2 separate regions of the Mus musculus genome follow, and region 2 is linked to region 1. Evidence: chromatin contacts called from ENCODE Hi-C data. All regions are on one chromosome and are shown on one strand. The core of a region is the stretch at or near the end of the contact, and the rest is flanking DNA. Distances in the headings are between cores, read along the strand shown. Region 1 holds the start of Olfr525 (olfactory receptor 525). Region 2 holds the start of Olfr530 (olfactory receptor 530).

Region 1 (5,693 bases), core at 538-3,037:
GCAGCCACAGACAGCTTCTCCTTCCATGTGAGTTGCTCCTTCCTCTATTCCCTCTTTCCTTTTGGGTACCCATCTCTCTCTCTCTCTCTCTCTCTCTCTCTCTCTCTCTCTCTCTCTCTCTCTCTCTTTCTCTCTCTCTCTCTCTCCTTTCTTTCTTCTTTCTGTGTCTTCTGTGAGGGAGAGATAATTCTCAGAAGAGATTTGGTTTTGCTTTGATCTATTTTAGTATATAAAAATGAAAAAAAAACCTGTTACCAGAATTACTTTGACTCATAGTTACAGTTTGAAACTTTAAATGCATGGCTCTGTAGGTTTGCTCTGTGACCTATCTGCACTGTTGATCAGTATGAATAGAAATCTTGCCTTGTGGCTTGGCTCTGAGGCAGATTTGGGTCTCTAAAGAGGCATGGTGGTTTCCTGTGGATCTGGTACAGAGTTCAGAACTCAGAGCCACCTGTGGCCTGAATAGTTAGAAGCAGACAGTTACTAGGGTTGAGATGTAGACAGAGGGAATTTGGGGGGTTCAGTTGAGAGGCCCTGCCTTCTGTATGAGGCCCCTGGGATCTGCAGGGAAGGCTCACAGATAAATCTTTCCTTTTGTGGGCACAAGTATGGGTCTTGAAGTTTCTATGGGTAGCTTAGCTCTTCAATAGGAGGGGTTGGGGAATCATAGGCTCAGGTCCTTCTCTTAAGTTCACCCTGTAGGAGAAAGACCTTGATCTGTGCAATCACAGGGGGAAAGTGTCTTCCTTGTTCAGCACATACCCTTTGTGACTTCTTTGTTTTCACATACCCTTTGTGACTTCTTTGTTTTCATGTAGCCAACATCCCACTCATGGAGTCTCCAGGATGGGTGTGGGCCTGCTCATTCCCATCAGATAGTAGAAAGGGGCAGAGCTCTTTCTCTGCATGCTGATCAGTTCCTATTCTTCTCTACCTGAGAGGCCCATATGCTTGGAGAGTCCTGGATGATTAGAGATATATGTGTATAAGGTGAGGGGAAGATAGACTTGAAGCTGGGTAGGAGTGATAGCCTAGAAATTGGGGGCTGGCGTGAAGCCAGGTCCATGCCTTTCATGTTGTTTCCAGTCCTGGCACAGCCTGATACCTTCTCTGGCAGGCACAAGCCTTCCCAGGGTAGTGAGTGATACCTGTTGTCCTCGCTGGGTTTGTCATCCTCAAGGGAGTGATTTAGAGTGGCCACGTAGAAATAGACAGTTCTGGTATTTACAAAAGGGTTATATTCATTCCCCAAGAGCCAGGGCCATCTGTACCACCTACATGCCATTCTGTAACAGCTTCGTGTTCTGAATCTATCACGACCCCAAAACATACATCCTGGAACTGTTTTTATGCCTGCCTCTGAGAACCCTGGCCCACTCCTTGATAAGGTTGGTCTTCTCTAGGTTCAAAAGGTCTATGCTGTGGAACAGACTGCCCCTTAGTATGCCTTAGCTGCCTGGTGTACATGCTGAAAGGAGCTCCAGTTCTCAGAGTATCATAGGGCATGATCTATGTTAAATCAAACAGAAGCTGTAGATGGATATTGCCCATCACAGGCAGGGGTTCCTTCTGTTCTGGGTCTACTGTGTACAGAGTGGAGAGTTCATGCTCACACTGTCACACTGTGTTGAGAGATGATGTTATCAATTCTACAGAAACAGAGCATTGAGAAGCACTCCTACTCACGGCTGTCTGAACCCAGTGTGAAATGATGGCTGCCTCACACCTGGTGTCTCCTTGACCATCCCATCTGTGTCACAGTAACTCCCAGGACTCACTCTCAAATGGAAATAAACAATTACACAACTGTGGTGGAGTTTGTCCTGCAGGGACTCTCTGAGGACCCTGGGCTCCAGGCTCTCTTCTTGGCCTTTTTCTTGCTTCTTTACATCCTGGCTCTTGCAGGAAACACCCTCATCATCATAGCCATCAGCCTCAACTCAAGCCTTCACACCCCCATGTACTTCTTCCTTGCAAACCTGGCCCTGTTGGACATCGTCTGTACATCCACTGTTCTTCCCAAGCTGCTGGAGGGTTTGGTGGGTAAGAGCAGCCACATTTCTTATAAGGGATGCATGACCCAACTCTTTTTCCTGACCTGGTTTCTAGGGGCTGAGCTGCTGCTGCTCACTGCCATGGCCTATGACCGCTATGTGGCCATCTGTCGCCCACTGCACTACAGCATGCTGATGAGCTGGCCCATCTGTGTCCTGCTCGCCGGCAGTGTGTGGGTCATCAGTGCAGCCAGCACATCTGTGCACACTGGCTTGATGGCACGACTCAATTTCTGTGGCCCCAACCAAATTCGTCACTTTTTATGTGAAGTCCCAACACTGCTGCTTCTGTCTTGCAGCCCAACCACCCTCAACAACATCATGATTGTCATTGCAGATGTTTATTTTGGTGTGGTCAACTTTCTGTTGACTATGATATCCTATAGCTTCATCATCACCAGCATCCTGCGCATCCGCTCCACAGAGGGCAAGAAGCGAGCCTTCTCTACCTGCTCTGCCCACCTGGTGGTGGTTGTCCTGTACTACTCCACCGTCATCTACACCTATTTGCAGCCTGGCTCCGGATCCTCCTTGGAGAATGGCAAAGTAGTTGCTTTATTGTACACAGCAGTCAGCCCTACCCTGAACCCCGCCATTTATTCTCTAAGGAACAAGGATGTCAAAGTTGCCCTCAAAAAGTTATTTCCCTGTTTCCAATGAGGAGGCAGAAGGCAACAAATGTGACTTGATCAAGCTGTTGATGAACTATTTGGGATGTGTGACTGAGAATCTGATGTCCTGTCAGAGAACAGATAGGTAATTCATATGGATGTACATCTTCTGTGCTCTCATTGGAGGAGCCACTGGCCATTTTCTTTTGGAAGTGAGGACATCCAGGTTTGGGGTAGGCTGTGTGTTTATATCCTGGGTAGCTATCTCTTACGTAGAGCTTTTTGGTATCATGCATTGGAGAAAATCACCCAGACCCGGATATTGGACTAAGTCCTCTTAGTTTGGACTTGAGAAGTGTGTCTGGTGGCACCATGGTCCTTACACCTCTGAGAGGAGAGAGAACAAGCAATATGCTTCTCATACCAGCAATGCCCAGGAAAGGTGTGGGTTGACACATCTCTTCTTCTCCAGTTGGGATGCTTTGCTGTCATAGTAGAGGATGCCAGACTTTTCTTGGTTTGGACAGAAGCTTCTGCAGACTGAGTAGGAGTTCAATCTCCCTCTGGCCTCTGAATGCTGTTGCACACTGCATCCTCCTAGACTCTCTTCTCACCTCTACACAGTCTCCTCTGGACTATGATAAACACTGTGTTGTTTGATGCTGTTGCTAGCATCCTCCAAATGTACAGTTGCCTTGTGATTCTTCACCTCTGAATCCTTTGCTGTGGCTGTTTTTTTTTTTTTTTTTTAAGACCTTGATTTCTTTGCCAGTCACTTGTTCCAAGACACTTGTCAGAGTCTTTTGTTTTGACCCACTCCCTGCCATGTCATGATTGTTTTCTCTCTTCAAGGGCACACTCATGATCCTAGGAAGCCTCTATGAATGACCCAATACTCTCCACTCAGTATACAAGCAGACGCATGTACAACCACACCTGTTAATGTCAGTGGTGTTCATGTTCTCAGAGATCAGTCCACAGAAAGTAGCTTTTTTCTTTCTACCAAGCAGGATGTAGAAGTCCACATAGGTTATCAGGCTTAGCAAGCACCTCTACCTGCTGAGCCATCTCATTGGTCCTACATATTTGGTCCTGAGATGTGTTTTCTACCCTGTATCCAGGGTTTTAATGTCCACAGTTCCGTACTGAAAGAATTCAAGCATAGTGAATTGGTCAGGATTTAGCCGGGCAGCTGTGATCTTGTACCCACTGCTCTGCTGTTGAGTTCTTGCTCTATATCCACTTCCTAATTTATTTATGCACATGCCCCTCTACTTTACTCATTTCAAAACAAGCTGCAAACATCAATTAATTCATTCTCCCTTAAATAGTTTCATATGCGTATTAGAGGCAGTCATTTGTTTATAGGTTTTTCTGGCTTGGGTAAAATTTTCAGACAGTGAAATGAGTGACTCAGTGTATCACTTACTGAGTTTTGGCAAATACACAGAGCTATGCAATGCAAGTCTCCTAGGAGAGTGGAGATGGTAGCCTTTAATGTAGGATGTTTTACCCAGGGCTGTTCTACATGTTGGACTTGAAGTCATCAGTGTCCTTTCTGGTAGTCATTGCTGCCTGATATTTCAGCTGCAGGTCGATTTTGTGTGTTATAGAACTTTGTACACACGGCGTCATGCAACACACATTCTTTGACATGTATGCTCTTTCATAGCACAGTGTTTTTTAATTTTATTTATATGTATGAATGTTTTGACTGGATGTATGCATGTGTACCACAAGCATGCCTGGTGCCCTTGGAGGTCAAGAGAGGGTGTTGGATCCCTGGTTGAAGTTACAGATGACTCTAATCCAACATATGGGTGTGGTACTACAACCCAGTTCATCTGCATGAGCAATAAGTGTTCCTAGGTGCTGAGCCATCTTTCTAGCCCAGAAAAGTATTTTAAGTATTCCTTCCTGTTATCATGCATGTGTAACAAGTACTGTGCTCTTTTCTATTTTGGTGAGCAGTAGATTCTAAGGCTTTATCACACTGTATTATCCAGCTTCTTTCTATAGATAATCATCAAAGTCCTATTCCATGCTTTTCTTTTTCTGTAGTAAGTGACTGTGAATGGCTTTGTGGGGTCTCAGGGTGTGTGTGGGCTGAGTTTTGTAAGGAAATTATCACCGAGGTTTCATCCTTTTCATGCTCATCAACAGTGAATGGGGTTTCTACTGGTATTTACCACCACCTACATTCATTGATAGAAAGAAGTTCAGAATTGAAGTCTAACTATCCCTAACTCCTGAGAGGCTCCTGAGAGGCTCCCTGCTGCTTTAGGAGTGACACTGGCATTGGGGGTGGCTTGCATTGTTCTTTACTGCAGAGGTGCAGCCCTACAAACTACCCCAATTATTGCTTCACACATCTGTTCTGCCCCCCCCCCCCCATGCTCATTAACACTCCTGTTGATTTCTTTATTTGATGTGTTGCTTAGGAAGGCATTACTTAAACTCTAAATATTGAGGCATTTCCTGTTGGCATTGTTATTGATTGCAAGGAGGCATGAATTTGGCTTGATCTAGCTTCCTTAGAGTCAGTTGCTCCTGGAGCACTCTGTGCCTTTCAGTTCCTGATAAACCATGGGACTCTTTCAGGCAGTGAAGCATTCAGGCTCTGTGTTTCCTGGAAGTCAGTGAAGCTCCACAGGACAATTACTCTGAGACATTAATATTGAATACTCTGTATAACATGCAAATGTTGTTGTGGGAAGCCACATGTGCCGTTGCAGAGTGGCGCTGGCTATTGCTGGCCACCACGAATAAGTTTGGACAAACAACCAATGTGTACATATGCAGTAAATCTTTTTGCCAAGACACTGCCTGGCCCGAGCATGACAATGAGGTTTTGAGAGTATAACCAATCAGATGTGAGACATGCAAATAAGGTATGATAATGAGGTTCTGTGAGGTACTGAGAGAGAGTAACCAATCAGATGAGGAACATGCAAATGAGGTATAGTGCATAACCAATCCGGGTGTGACACACGCCTCTCCTAGGCCTATATAAGCAGCACCAGTT
Region 2 (5,430 bases), core at 1,626-4,125, 51 kb after region 1:
CTACCATGAGGCCCAGATTCCGTCCTCAGCTCTTCTGAAACTTCCAGTGGTGCCTGGATGTCCAAGAGCCTGAGAACCAGATGGCCCTGTCCCATTGCAGGTCCAGGGACTCCTGAGCCAGCTCCTGCTTTCTGGTGCCTCAGACTTCCCTACGTTCCAACATCCACCCAGAGAAAGCATGGGGTTAAGCGTGATCAAACTTCTCGTGTCCTGACTCCCTAAGTGGCCAAGCCCTGTGGTGGAGCAGATGCAGGACCCATAACTCTACACATATGTGTTTTTTGTTCTGTGTTAGTTGTTATGCTTAGTCCACGCTTATCGATGTGCACCAAATAAAAGCTTAGGCCACACCACCAATACCCCAAGTTCTGACAGATGCTCTTCTTTTAGAGAGAAAGTCATGTTGCTTTATCAAAGGTACACAAAAGAGCCTTGCTTCTCTGACCTAAGTTCTTGCTTACATCAGTTTCTACTGTCTGTATGATACACTACTATCTTAGTATGAACACTGGTAAATCAAGAATCAGTTCTCAGCATATCCTCTGTACTTTCCATGCGGCCAAGCACTCTTCTTCAGTTGTCCAGATGCTACCCCTTACTCTTCCCTTACTAGTCAAAAGTGACATGCCACTATGGAATCATTGGGTGCAGAGCCCCATAGCAGTAGAATGTATGGTGGGGATGCTTCTTGACCTTGTAGCAGCTAAGAACAGAGAAATTTAAACTGTTTTCTCCATTCATTTATCCTATGATTTATCATCCCCAGTGCATGTGGAGGTACAACCCACCTTAAAGACAAGGTGCAGCTGCTTAATAAATACTCACTGGAAACAGTTTGTGGATAATCATGGAGGTATCTCTCAGCAGTTTCCTAGGAGATCTTACTCCAGTTAAAGTAACCATGAACATGAATCATCACAACCATGAATCATTGTCATGGTTCTCTCTCACCCACTGAGTTCTGCCCATCCTGCTTCCCTACTCTATGGGTTTTTTTTTTTTTGGCCATCTCTTCTGTACAAGTCACATGACACTATGTAAGCTTAGATCTCATAATCACCCAAAACACTACAGCATGTGAAATACTTAAAGTATACTCATACCAACATAAATACATCTTGTAAGCTCTTTATTTCTAAGTTCCTGTCACAGTGAAACTGAACTCATGTCAGGTTAACATTATAATACGACATTCAGTATTGGATAATAGCAACCCCTGATGATGGTCAAGTCACAGAAAACTCATCCAGGCAGGAGATATGTTGAGGTACAAGTTATAGTTATGATTTAGCAAACCTTTACAATGACATGGGGTCTGAGAAGAGGCCACCATGCCAGTGTCTGATTCTGGTCTCACATCCATGGATACTGAAATCAGGAAACGTTTCATAGAAATTAGAGGCTCCTAGACTCAGCCTCTAACTCAGGCTATCTATGAGGATTTTCTTCCCTGAATCTTGTGGATGAACTAAGTACCAGGAGAAACAGATAATAATACAACAAATGAAAACAGTCAAATCAGATCAGCAAACATCTACATGAAGTGTGGGCAGGGTCTATTATTCTTTATTTCTGTAACCATTTACTCTTGGCCTTTGCTGTAGAGAATCAAAAAATTTTAAAGAGAATTCATTAAAAGGACTACACTCAAGATTTAAGTAGACCTGATTCAGTGTGTCATAGATATATATTCACATTTAATAGCATTGAATTCTAAGCACACATTTCTAGGTAGAATAGGAATGGTTAAAACTATTTAACACATTCAAAAGAGTCGAAGACTAGTATTATTTGGTAGACAGTCTGATTTTCCTCATACAAACTTTGGACAGCAGCCCAGGCTCTAACTTAGACTGTGCCCTACAGAGTCAGAAAAGAGAAAAAGAAGGCTTGAATGAACTTATTAGCTCTTTACCCACTGCTTCTAGAGCTCTTCTCCAAGCTCAAAGTCATCAATGGGGAAATAAGAGTTTTTTAAAGGATATTTTAAATTCCTTATTTCTCAGGGTATAGATAAGGGGGTTCAGAGATGGGGTCACAGTGGTGTACAGAACAGCAATGAGTTTGTCCAGGAACCCAGCAGTTCCTAGGGCTGGCCGGACATAAGTATAGAGAACAGTGGAATAATAAAGGGTGACCACAACCAGGTGGGCAGAGCAGGTGGAGAAGGCACGCTTTTTGCCCTCAGCTGAGCGGATGCGCAGGATGCTGGCGATGATGAAGACATAGGATGTCATAGTCAACAGGAAGTTTAGGCCTGTCAGGAACATGTCTGTAATAACAGTCATGATGTCATTGATAAAGGTGGGACTGCAGGACAGTATCAATACAGAAGGGATCTCACAGAAGAAGTGTGTGATGAGATTGGGACCACAGAAAGACAATGGCAACATCAGACAAGTGAGCACCAAGGAATTGAGAGCTCCAGTGAACCACACAAAGGTTGCAAGGGCCACACAGACCTTGCCGCTCATGAGGGTGCCATAGTGCAGTGGCCGACAGATTGCAAGGTAGCGGTCATAGGCCATGGCAGAGAAAAGCAGAAGCTCAGAGCCCAGGACCCAGGAGAAGACGAACATCTGTGTGAGGCATCCCCCATAAGATATGCTGTTCTCTGCCACCAGGCTCTGCAGGACTTTGGGCAAGACAGTCACAGTGCAGATCACATCCATCAGGGAAAGATTGACAAGGAAGAAGTACATGGGAGTGTGGAGGTTGGGACTGCTGTGGATGGTTGCGATGATCAGGCCATTGCCAGCTATGGCTGCCATGAACAAGGCAAAGAAGAGGCAGAAGAGAACATCCTGGATCCAGGGGTCATCAACAAACCTTTGCAGGATGAACATGGTCACAACCGACTGGTTTACCAGCGCCATGGGAAACACTGTCTAGGTTCAGGATAAGAGTTGTAGCTTGGGCCTCTGGCAAAAGAAGTACTGAGATTTATTCTAATTAACAATAGTTTTAAAACTCAGGTAACAATTCTGTGTAATGACCATTTTGTTCTGGTATAAAAATAATATTTTGGTTTTATTCTCTTGGGTCATGGACTAAAAGAAAGAACAGGCCAATGACAGACCCAATACAGACTCCATGAACATATGAACATGAGTTCACCCTGAATACAAGGTCCCTGAGCACATTATTCTATACATGCAACATCTCATCCCATATTGAGGGAAAGATTGCCATATTTAAGTCTGTCAACCAGGACACACTGACTGGAGAGTATGGTTTGGTACTGGAAAGACATGGCTTATCATCAATGGGACTATGAAGGATGCAAGGGCAGTGAGGAAGGGCTTACTCTATTGCCAGCTTCTGGTCCCAGAGTGTGGGTCATGACAATGTGACTCCTCATCTAGGTGACAACAATGAACCTAGAATTTCCTTTCTTGGAACTCTATTCTAACCAGGACAGGAAGCCAAGGAACAGAATTAGACTTATACATAACATGGAAGGGAAATCAGGATTTCCTGAGGGGCCTAGGATGTCTCAGGTGAGTGAACAGCTTGAGCAGAAAGAACTCAACTGTTCCCAAACCGAGCTCCTGTAAGATTTCCCAGCGTGCCATTTAAGGGACTGGAACATTCCTTATAGGACTTCACATTGCCAGTCGCCGTCCAGCAAGCATCTGGAACACACAAAACCCTGAATGTTGAGAAAGCAGGCTTCTGTTAAGAAGACAGGATATGGTGGTGACCCATATTGAGGCCAGCTGTGCTGTGTGTGTAGAGCTTATTTACCACTTCCTACTACAAGACTGCCAGTTAGGGTGTATTGAAGGATTGGTCATTGGGTGTGAGTTAAGAGTCAGACTGACAGGGACAGGTGACAGGACTTTCCAACGTGGCCTGTCATGTGGAAAGCAGGGTATTACCAGACTGCTTTCATCTAATTCTCAAATCTAGCATGAAATGACATTTCAGGTTTCAAAATAAATCATTTTACATGTGTCCAGAGTAAAATGTTCTAAAACTGAAAATAGGCCAGGAGAGTCATTTACCGGAGCCCCAATACAATATGCACCACCCCCATTACTCCATCCCACAATGCTCCAGAGGGGTTTGCAGGGAGAGGGGCGTGCTGTGCTGGCTCTGTTCCCATCTTCCACCCAGCAAACTAAGCTCGATGTAATGATGGTCTAACCTGGGCTGGCAGGCCCTCTCCTGAGTTTGATCTTCATTCCATGTTTTCATAGGGCCTCAGACCAGGCTGCATACAACCAGTAGTTTCTCTATTTCACAAAGAGCTCTACTAATCACTGAACAGTGGCTAGGGTGTGCACACAATGCCCTGAACACCAAGGATAACAGACCCAGTTGTCAGGTTTAGCAGACAAAATACAGGAAGCTGAGATAAATGAGAGCACCCTTACAAAAATATGTCTCAATTCCTGACTAGGAAATCCTGGCTCTACAAAGTATGTTTTACTGGTCTAAAATGCAGTCTGGTTTGTATTTCTCTCTCTTTTTTGGCCACTGAAGTTCACCCAAGTCCATGTATCCTTCTTCTTAATGTATCTTTGAAACCAGCAGCAACTGATAATGTCCCTGTGTCAGGATGTATCTGAGAGATGAACCACCATGTGAACTGCCCTAGAAATACACTCCTGGCCCCACACTTACCTCCAATACTTGCCTTACAGTCACCCGTGCAGAGGGGTGAGGAGCAGTTTTCTGTCTGTGCTGTTTAAGCTGCCTGGCAAGCTAAGAAAAGAATAAAGTCCAGGGCCATTCCTCCTCCTGAGGAAAGTGAAGTGACCTCTGCATGCTGTTCCCACTGGGATCAGGATGAAATGTTCATGGTACCCCAGAGCAGCAAAGGAGTTGGGTGCAGGAACTGTTGGTGGGTTTTATCCCCATCATTCTCCATCACCCATTTGCCTCCCCTGTGAGAGATTGAGCCCTAGCTGCTCCTTAGTCACATAGCACATATTCACTATGTCTTTGTGTAGTTGTGAACAAGACACATGAACCATCTATATGGGGAGAAAATGTCTTCATTTCAAATGTCTAGAAAAGTCATAAGAAACCTACCTGTATCTCGACAGGCATGAGGTTGGATGTTCAACAAAGGAACCTGTGGAAAGGAACCTGACAGAGAGAGGGAGAGGGTGTGACTCACTATTACCCATTTCTCCAGTCCTCCAGCCTTCGTCTTTCTTTGTGATAGTTCTTGGACCTGTTGTTCCTCCTTTGTGGATACAGAAACATCCACAAAAACACATCTTTGTTCTTTTGATATTGGAGACCCTGTGGCCCTAAAACATCACAGACTCAATAAATGAATCTCTTGATTTAAAAGCTGATAGGAAAGAAGAGACACAACCAACTTAAGCAGCAATACACATTAAGGGTTTTTGAAACTGGTGATATTTTCCAGATGAGTGTCTAAAACTGACATAGGGTTGGTTATTTCTGCCCAGA

The links. Hi-C counts contacts between places; a loop is a spot of excess contacts on that map.
Region 2: a loop to region 1 is called in a map of T-helper 17 cell, with 2.8 times the contacts of the local background. The contact joins the promoter of Olfr530 here to the promoter of Olfr525 in region 1. A Hi-C loop is called at or near these places in 2 of 37 maps with a recorded cell type or tissue (T-helper 17 cell and T-helper 2 cell).

Annotation. Positions count from the first base shown.
Region 1 is chr7:140,320,914-140,326,606 of GRCm38, forward strand. Olfr525 (olfactory receptor 525) reads left to right here and starts at 1,788. Exons shown (of 1, transcript NM_146956.1): 1 at 1,788-2,717. The coding sequence starts at 1,788. The coding sequence ends at 2,717.
Region 2 is chr7:140,370,733-140,376,162 of GRCm38, forward strand. It overlaps Olfr530 (olfactory receptor 530), which reads right to left and starts at 2,876. Exons shown (of 1, transcript NM_146519.1): 1 at 1,953-2,876. The coding sequence starts at 2,876. The coding sequence ends at 1,953.